Linked DNA regions of Homo sapiens: region 1 is linked to region 2. A link is an interaction called in ENCODE POLR2A ChIA-PET data of the cell type or tissue named here. Cell type or tissue: PC-9. All regions are shown on one strand. Region 1 overlaps TGM6 (transglutaminase 6). Region 2 has its middle 12 kb from the start of TGM3.

Region 1 (5,000 bases), 120 kb after region 2:
GCATCATATTTTACAGCTCTGGTTGCACTTTTTTTTTTTTCTTTGAGACAGAATCTCACTCTTGTTGCCCAGACTGGAGCGCAATAATGTGATCTCAGCTCACTGCAACCTCCGCCTCCTGGGTTCAAGCAATTCTCCTGCCTCACCCTCCCAAGTAGCTGGGATTACAGGTGCCCGCCACCATGCCCAGCTAATTTTTGTATTTTTAGTAGAGACGGGGTTTCACCATGTTGGCCAGGCTGCCCTTGAACTCCTGACCTCAGGTGATCTACTCACCTCAGCCTCCCAAAGTGCTGGGATTACAGGCATGAGCCACTGCACCTAGCCCCTTGTTGCACATTTGAATTATCCAGGGAGCTGTTTCAGTTATATATCTTAAACAATAATTACTTATTTGGTCAATTCTGTGGGTCAACAATTTGGGCTGTGCTCAGCTGGGATGGTTCATCTTCTCCAGGTGGTGCTGGCTGGGATCTCACATATGTCTGTCACGTGGGACTGCTGAGATGGCTGGGTCTGTGTTCCCACTCGGCCTCTCATGTCCCAACAGGCCAGCCCATGCTTTTCTGAATAGCAGCAACATTCCCAGAAGGTGAGAGATGAAGCTGTGAGGTTTCTAGAGGCCTGGCTCAGAATGTGCACCATGTCACTTCTGCCACATTCTATTGGTCAAAGCAATTCATGAGCCCAATCCAGATTCAAGGGGTGGGAAGTTGTAAGGCATTATGGCCATTTTTAATCTACCACAGCAGGCCAGATTCCACCCCTGACTAATTGAATCATAGTCTCTACGGGATGTGGTTTTGGCACTGGGACTTTTTAAAGCTCCCAGGTGGTCTCTAGTGTGCAACCAATGCTGAGAGCACTGTTAGGCTAAGAGGGAGGCAAAGAGGACAGAAGAGAGCAGATGCCTTTGTCTTAACTGGGTGAGGATTCAGTGCTGGCTAAGTGGGTGGGTGCTGCTGCCCTAGTTTCCTATCTATGCTTGCTGAGGACAGATGGTGGCTCCATCACAACCTGCTGCCATCCAGACTAATTCCTGTGCTGTTCCTCTAGACACTGCTGATTTCTTGTGCTATTTGGGTCCTTTCAACACAGCTTCTTTCTGATGCATGGTGATTTTTGTCCCCAAGTTCTGCAGAGGTTTTACAAGGCTGTGGCCCCCAACCCTAACCTCCACTGTGTCCCACTCCAAGGCTGGGAACTGAAACCTGACACTTGTGGGTAGAAGGAGCAGTCTTGACTGGCTGTCTCCCACCTGCTGTCTCCCTTCAATTCTCTTCTCCCTGCTCAGGTAGTACATGGCTTAGTAAGTAAGACGGGATAAACAGACCTCCCACAGGGAGGAGAATACCAACTTCCCTTTCTGTAGGCACCCCCAATCTTGATCAGCCAGTCATTTCTTGCTGAAGATACCCCCAAACCTTAACACTGATTCTTTTAAACACCTACTCACACCCCCAACTCACACTTTAGCTCCTATCTCCAGGAACATGGCACTTTCTTGACTGTCAAAGACATCTTCCACTTTAGCTGTCTTCTTACTGTCTTGGGGATGGGCTATGGATGAGGGGACTATGTGGTAAGGCCTCTTCTGAGCTGCCACCTCTCTGATAAGACCTGCAGATTGATTGCTGGGTCCCTTCAGCTGGGAGCTTCTGGAACTTAGAACGTGGGGTCTAGCCTGGGCAACATGGCAAAACCCCATCTCTATAAAAAATACAAAAGAATTAGCCAGGCATGGTGGCATATGCCTGTAGTCCCAGCTACTCAGGAGGCTCCAGTGGGAGGAATGCTTGATTCTGGAAAGCAGAGGTTGCAGTGAGACAAGATTGTGCCACTGCACTCCAGCCTGGGCAACACAGTGAGACCCTGTCTCAAAAAAAAAAAAAAAGTACATGAGGTCTGTGGGTCTTTTGTCCTAAGATTTAACTATGACCAGCTGGGTGCAGTGGCTCACACCTATAATCCCAGCACTCTGGGAGGCCGAGGCAGGCAGATCACCTGAGGTCAAGAGTTCGAGACCAGCCTGGCCAACATGGCGAAAACCCGTCTCTACTAAAAATACAAAATTAGCCAGGCATGGTGGCCCATGCCTGTAATCCCAGCTACTTGGGAGGCTGAGGCAGGAGAATTGCTTGAACCTGGGAGGCGGAGGTTGCAGTGAGCCAGGATCGCACACTGCACTCCACCCTCAGCAACAAGTGCGAAACTCCTCAAAAAAAAAAAAAAAAAAAAAAAAAAAAAAAAAAACCATGGCCACAGGAGAAATTAACATCCTGTTACATGATAACAGTGATGACAATCACTGTTACTGAGCGCTGGCTGTGGGCTGGCCATTTTCACATGTTATGTAGTCATTTTATTTAACAAATGTTTACAAAGCCCTTACCATGAGCTTTTAAGTGAGACACTAGTACAAAGTTTATTTTACAGAGGAGAAGACAGATGTACAGAGAGGCAAGTTGACCCAGCCAGAGAACATAGCTAGTAAGGGAGAACTCTCCTGCAGAACCCAGAGCCCATGCTCCTCACTCTGCACTGCACTGCCACTATTTAATTATAATATTGTCTACTGTTTATTGACTGCCTACTGTGGGCAACGTGATTTTACATTTAGGTTAACAAAAATAATAGTAACAGTATCTAGAACTTGCTAAGCAAAATGGTAAGCAATGTCCAAGCATTATTTCATTTAATATTTATTTTAAAATCATTTTATGAGCCAGGCATGGTGGCTCACGCCTGCAATCCCAGCACTTTGGGAGGCCAAGGTGGGCAGATCATCTGAGGTCAGGAGTTCAAGACTAGCCTGGCCAACATGGCGAAACCCCATTTCTACTAAAAATACAAAAATTAGCTGGGCGTGGTGGTGGTTGCCTGTAGTCCCAGCTGTTCAGGAGGCTGAAGCAAGATAATTGCTTGCTGTCAGGAGGCGGAGGTTGCAGTGAGCAGAGATTACGTCACTACACTCCAGGCTACAGAGCGAGACTCTGTCTCAAAAAATAAAATAAAATCATTTTATGGATAAGCAAACTGAGGTACAGGGAGGTTAAGTAACTTCCCCAAGTTTCCAAAGCCCAGAAGAGCTGGAATTCTAACGAGGCAGTCTACTCTTAGGGCCTCTGCCCTCCCTGCTATGCTAGACTGCACATCTTCGCTGAGTGGCCTTGGTGTGCCATACAGCATGCTAGGCTTTTTCATGTGCTCTCAAAGTAGAGACCCTCCTGAGTGTCAGGCATGATTCAGAGGCAAGGGGACAAAGAGAAGTCCCCAGAGAACTCACCACATGGTGAGCTGACAGCACAGAATAATTCGGAGTGACTGGCACTCTACTGGGGCATCCAGAGGCTAAAGGAACAAAGAGGAGGAGTCTCTAATTCGACCAGGGCAGAAGGTATCAGGAAAAGCAGCCTATGGGAGGGAATGCTGAAGGGAGTAAGATTTAGCCAGGAGATGAAAGGTTGAGAAGGCATTCCAGGAAGACAGAGTCCAACAGGATTCCAGACTCATGCTGGGCAATATTGCTCAGGCAAGCCAAGACATCCTTGACTTGCATGAGCAGTATTCTATAGATGAAATGACAGGGGCTTGTGCCTCTCTGAGTCATGAGCCCTTGCTCTGTCTGTGGAACCAGGACACATGCTAGAGCTAGAGCACAAAGATTCAGAGCCCCTGGGTACAACATGCTCTTTTATACCTAAAGGACTTGGCACAAGATGCTTTCTTTGCCTGGGAAGGACCTGCTGACTTCACCCCAAACTTTTGCCTGGCCAGGGGTCTCAGCACCCTATTGACTTCCTTCTAAGCACATATCGCAACTTGATATTTGCTTGAATCTTTGTTGTCTCCCTAGAATGCTCCTAGACTGAGAGTTCTAGGATGGCAGGAAGCCTGACTGTTTTGTTCATTGCCGTATCCCCAACTCCTACAGCAGCATCAACTGCATAGTAGGTGCTCAGTACAGATTCACGGAATGAATGAATTGGGGCCAACAGCATATGAAGGGCTTTTAATGCCATAAGGAGTCTGAGCTGTATCAAGAAGGGCCTTGTTTTGTTGATTGCAGGACTGGCTTATGTGAAGCTACAGGACATATAAGCCACATTTTCACATTTTTTTCTATTGGCATGTGTTTATTGAGCATTTACTGAGTGCCAGGCAACCAGTGAACAAAATGCGTATGATCTTTATCTTAAAGGATAAAGGAGCTGACATTCTAGTGGGGCAGGTAAAAGTAAACAAATAAGTAAAATAACTAGTATTTCAGATACTGATAAGTATTTTGGGGAAAAATAAAGAAGGGAAAGAGTTTAGGGACTGGTTGAGAGGAAGCGAACATTTGTCATTTAAAATCAGGTAGACTCTAACAGACGCCTATAGAAGACTCCACATTATAGCAGCAACATATACACATTCTTGGAAAGTAGAAGGGTAGCATTATCCAGAATTGACCATATGCTCAGCCATAAAATAAGCCTCAGTAAACTTAAGAGGATTGAAATCATACAAAGTGTATAATCTTATTCCAATAGAATTAAATTAGAAATCAGTATCAGAAGAGAATTTGATACATTTATAATATGTGAAAATTAAACAATACATACGTCTAAATATCCAGTGAGCCAAAGGAAAGATCACAAGTCAAATTAGAAAATACTCTGCAGTGAAAGAAAATGAAAATGCAATATGCCAAAATTTATAAGATGCAGCTAAAGCAGTACACAGTGGGGAATTTATAGCCGTAAAACCTATATTAAAGAAGAAAGATTTCAAATCAATAGCCTAATCTTCTACCTTAAGAACCTAGAAAAATGGCTGGATGTGGTGGCTCACGCCTATAATCTCAGCATTTTGGGAGGCCGAGGTGTGCAGATCACCTGAGGTCAGGAGTTCGAGACCAGCCTGGCCAACATTGGGAAACCCTGTCTCTACTAAAAATACAAAAATTAATTGGGTGTGGGGGCATGCACCTATAGTTCCAGCTACTCGGGAGGCTG
Region 2 (5,000 bases):
ATTGATTTAGATTTCCAGAGTTGGATTTACTAATCTGTAAGATGAGCCTAATAATACCTGTTTGTTATGGTTGTAGGTTGTTGAGAGTATTAGATGAGGTAACAGATATGAAGGATCAACAGCAGTGTTTGACAAACAGTAGGCCCATAATAAGTATTAGTTCCTTTGCTCTATTACGTCTAACGCTCTACTTCCACCCCTTACCTCTACCACCAAACTCAGAGTGGACTGTTGGCAGGCAGAGAATGCAGCAGGGAGGCAGACTGAGTCCAGGTCCTCACATGGCCCTAATCGTGCTCTCTCAGTTTCACGGAAGGACCACACCCCAGCCTCCTCTTTGGTAGGGGGACCAAAGGTGAAGGGGCCAAGGGGGAGGTGGCAGAGAATCCTTCCCTCCTTTGCCAAGCGAATGTGTCTTCTCTGTGTCTTCTCTGTGCTAGGCAACTAGATGGTGTTAGTAACAAGAGAAGATAAAAGGATGCTTTCAAACTTTACAGAATGAACGCCCTCTCTCATAAATCCACTACCTAAAATAGCAAGCCCCAACATGAGGGCAAAGCCTTGGCCTGTCTGCCTGGGCAGGAAGGTAGCACAAAGGTGGGATCTGACGGATGGTGGAGTGAGAAGGCAGGGTTAGGAACCTGAAAGGGCAAGGCTTAGAAAGGCTTCTAGGAGCCTTGGCACCAGCAGAGCCATGGCGGGGGGATCTGCGCTCAGAGCAAAGCCACCAGTTGGCAAACACAAATCAGTCTCCAAGTTCGCACCACACAGGACTTGTTTGTGGTGGAGGAAGCAAGACATCTGCCAGGGAGGCAAGAATGGATGCTGGGGCTTGGCTTGTTGCAGGGCCTGAACCAGTGGGCTGGATCAAATGCATTGAACCTCTGTGGACGGGTCTCATTTTTGTATTACTCTTTTTTTTCCCTTCCTTCCACTTTAGGGCAATATTAGAAGAAAGAATGCAGGGGCGGGGTGTGGTGGCTCACGCCTGTAGTCCCAGCACTTTGGGAAGCTGAGGTGAGTATATCACTTGAGGCCAGGAGTTCGAGACCAGCCTGGCCAACATGGTGAAACCCTGTCTCTACTAAAAATACAAAAAAATTAGCTGGGGTGGTGGCGGGCGCCAGTAATCCCAGCTACTCCGGAGGCTGAGGCAGGAGAATCACTTGAACCTGGGAGGCAGAGGTTGCAGTGAGCCGAGATCGCACCTCTGCAATCTATCCTGCGCACCAGAGTGAGACTCTGTCTAAAAAAAAATTAAAAAGAAAATAAAAAGAAAGAATGCAGGCCTTGGAGACAAGAGTGGTTTTAAGTCTTACTCTGCCTTTGCTAGTTTTGTCTCCTTGGGCAAGTTACTTAACCCCTCTGAAGCTTAGTTTTCTCATGTGTAGGATGAGGAAGATAATTTCTACTCAGAGAGTAGTTGCAGGGACCGAATGAGTTATTGCTAGTGAATTCCAGAGTGTGGCACGTGTAACCCAGACACGGGGGCAGACATTTTAAATTCTAATAGTCAATGTTTAGTTTCATAGGCATTAGAAAAATAATTGACAAACCAAATCATTTTATGAATGTTATTGATTAGTGCAAGACTAAAGTAGTTAGGTAAGTTAATTAATTAATGTATTTATTTATTTTGAGACAGAGTTTCGCTCTTTCACCCAGGCTGGAGTAAAGTGGGGCAATCTTGGCTCATTGCAACCTCCATTCCCTGGATTCAAGCGATTCTCCTGCCTCAGCCTCCCAAGTAGCTGGGATTATAGGCACGCACCACCTCGCCTAGCTAATTTTTGTATTTTTAGTAAAGATGGGGTTTTGCCATGTTGGCCCAGCTAGTCTCGAACTCCTGACCCCAGGTGATCCACCCGCCTCAACCTCCCAAAGTGCTAGGATTACAGGTGTGAGCTACCGCGCCCAGCTGGTAAGTTAAAGAAAAAAGGGAAAGGGAGTTAATTTAAAGAAAAACTTTAAGTTAATTATGATGTAGCTGGTGGGCAGATGTGGCAAAACTCAAGAAGGTGCTGTGTGAATGACTAAAGTACAGGAAACTGAATTAATACCCACTCAATCATGGTGGCTGGTTCGTGGCAGGCACTGAAGGTCATTTCCAAGAAAGTAAAGAGGTTTAGAAAAGGAAGGGAGGGAATAAGGGAGGAAACAGACCTTCTTAGTTGTCTACCTACTTAGCCTGTAGGTCCACTTCAGCCATACTCTTCTTCCAGAGGTTCCCTTTTTGTTTTTTCTTTTTAAAAATATTTTTTAATTTTATTTTATTTTTCTCTACTAGGTTAGCCAGGCATGATGTCATGCACTTGTAGTCCCAGCTACTTGGGAGCCTGAGGTGGGAGGATTGCTTAAGCCCAGGAGGTGCAGATTCCAGTGAGCTGAGATCATACCACTGCACTCCAACCTGTGTGACAGAGCCAGGCCCTCTCCCAAAAAAAATAAATAAATAAAAATAAAATAAAATAAAATAAAATAAAATAAAATAAAATAAAATAAAATAAAATAAAATAAAATAAATAAAATAAAATAAAATAAAATAAAATAAAATAAAATAAAATAAAGGGTATACGGTGAAGAGTCAGTCTCTTTTTTTCCTTAACAATTAGGCCCCTAGGTTCCTTTCCCAGAGAAAACAACTGTTAACATCTTCTTTTAAATCTTTCTTTCTAAGTATATGCAAGCATAATTGTGTAGGAGCCTGTTTTTTTCAAAGCTCTTTTGATGAGAATTTATATCTAGAATCCTAAGACTTAAAAGTGCAAGGAGGGGGATGCGTGAAACACACTAAGATCATCTTGTTCAGAGATCTCAGTGAGAATCAGAAAATGCGTGGAGGTGGCCACACTCATTGACAATCTATGTCTAATGAAAGATGTTTTTGTTTTGTTTTGTTTTAGAGACAGGGTCTCATTCTGTTGCCCAAGCTGGAGTACAGTGGCATGATCATAGCTCACTGCAGCCTCAAACTCCTGGGCTCAAGTGATGCTCCCACCTAGGCCTCCCAAAGCATTAGGATTACAGGCATGAGCCACAGCACCTGGCCTGAGAGGTGTTTCTGGTGAGCACATATAGAACATGAGATAATGTGAAGGTTGAAGCAAAGGCTGAGACCTACTGACTTAGGCCAAACCATTTCCCAAGGTCTCCAAATGAGTTAGTGACAGACCCAAGAATCTAGTCTAGCTAGACTCTAAGTTCTCAGGTATCTAACTTGCTGCCACAGTTTTACCAAGATGTAAACATTCAGGACAGAGACTCTGAGCCAGAGGAAGTCCTCCCAGCCACTTTGCTACAGTGTAGAAGGTCAGGAGAGACCAAGTGTTTGGGGCCTGTTGAAAGTAGAGAGTGGCTAGGAACTTATCTGGTCTCATATTGTAAGGAACATAAAGGAATAATTCCATTTCCTTTCATGTTTCCTGTGTACAAGTCCTATAAATATTGCCATATCTCTAAGAGCAAACCTTGTTTGGACTTTCCAGACTTTTGCTTTCCAAAGAGGTGACCAGAGACGTTTCCCAGACATCCTCCACTTCCTGTTGTTGTCCACACTGTCTTCCAGTAGAGAGGGTGGTAGCATCATTTGAAGTCACCCTTCCAGTTTCAAGTTATTTATTTACTTGTTGTGAAGGCCCATGTTATGCTGGGACAAGCCTTGGGCCTCTGAAATTTATAGCTGTCTTTATGGATGCATGAAACGAAGATCTAAATTTACTGCATGGGAAATTCCAACTTTGTCCTTGAGACTTAAAGAGCCTTTAGTGTTGGATCCATCTGGTGAAGACCAAAATTTCTAATTAAATCCAGCCAACAGCCAATACATTCTCAAACTATTAAATAATTCACTAAAGTCCTCTAGTGCTGAATCCATTTTTATTTACCTAATTCAGTATGTAATAAGATAAAATCAGAATGGAAAATGCATACTTTGCACTTTTTCATAGCTGCCTTATTTGAAAAGATATGGAAGAGCTTGGTAGTAAGCATGACAGTAGGTAGGTGCGGCAGGAAGTGAATCAGGGAGGTGGCGATATGTCACCAAGCCCTTTGTGTATGCTGCTCCCTGGACATACTCACATTGCTGCAGGAATGCCTTTTCTCTGATACAAATCCCTTTCCCTCCAATTTCTTTTTTAGAGATGAGGTCTCGCTCTATCGCCTAGGCTGGAGTGCAGTATCACTATCATAGCTTAGTGCAGCTTTGAACTCCTGGACTCAAGCAATCTTCCTCCCTCAGCCTCCCGAGAAGCTGAGACCACAGGCTTATGCGACCAGGCATGGCTAATTTTTTTTTTTTTTTTTTAAAGGAGTCTCACTCTGTCACAGCCCAGGCTGAAGTGTAGTGGCATGGCCTCAGCTCACTGCAACCTCCACCTCCCGGGTTCAAGCATTTCTCTTGCCTCAGCCTCTTGAGTAGCTGAAATTACAGGTGTGTGCCACCACACCCGGCTGATTTTTGTATTTTCAGTAGAGATGGGGTTTCACCATGTTGGCCAGGTTGGTCTTGAACTCCTGACGTCAAGTGATCCATGCACCTTGGCCTCCCAAAGTGCCAGGATTACAGGTATGAGCCACCACTCACACTCACCTGTCTTTTTGCAGAGACAGGGTCTTGCTATGTTGCTCAGGCTGTCTCGAACTCCTGGCCTCAAGCAATCCTCCCACCTTCGCCTCCCAAAGTGTTGGGATTATAGGCATGAGCCACTGCACCTGGACTCCTCCAATTTTTGTTTATTCATATCTATCTTTTAAGGCCTGTCCCAAATGTCGTCTCTTTCATGAATCTTTTATCAATTCAATAGGTAAACCTACTGAGCCTTCTTGCATATTTTAGTCACATACATTTTGCTTTCATCTCTTCTTTTCGGTTGTCAACTCTTTAAAGGCAAGACCATATTTATCTTATTTTATATCTTTATTTTTGGCACAAATCTGGTTTTATTAATAGTTGTTTAGAAAAAGAAAGAGAAAACTTACTTTTCTTTCTTGTTACATAA

What was found. ChIA-PET counts read pairs that join two places held together with the same protein. Peaks named below come from ENCODE experiments on the same cell type or tissue, not always from the same donor. Only the 100,000 strongest peaks of a DNase experiment are listed, where the experiment ranks them.
Region 1: POLR2A ChIA-PET joins it to region 2 with 7 read pairs; 3 of 35 experiments call an interaction of 5 or more read pairs at or near these places.

Annotation. Positions count from the first base shown.
Region 1 is chr20:2,404,614-2,409,613 of GRCh38, forward strand. The region is part of intron 9 of TGM6 (transglutaminase 6); the gene reads left to right. Among named protein-coding and RNA genes, the nearest start is that of TGM6, 26 kb to the left of the region's middle. In PC-9, no CTCF peak of the experiment used is centred here; no DNase peak of the experiment used is centred here.
Region 2 is chr20:2,281,837-2,286,836 of GRCh38, forward strand. No RefSeq gene overlaps it. Among named protein-coding and RNA genes, the nearest start is that of TGM3, 12 kb to the right of the region's middle. In PC-9, no CTCF peak of the experiment used is centred here; a DNase peak (open chromatin) is centred at 2,365; H3K27ac peaks cover 404 bases.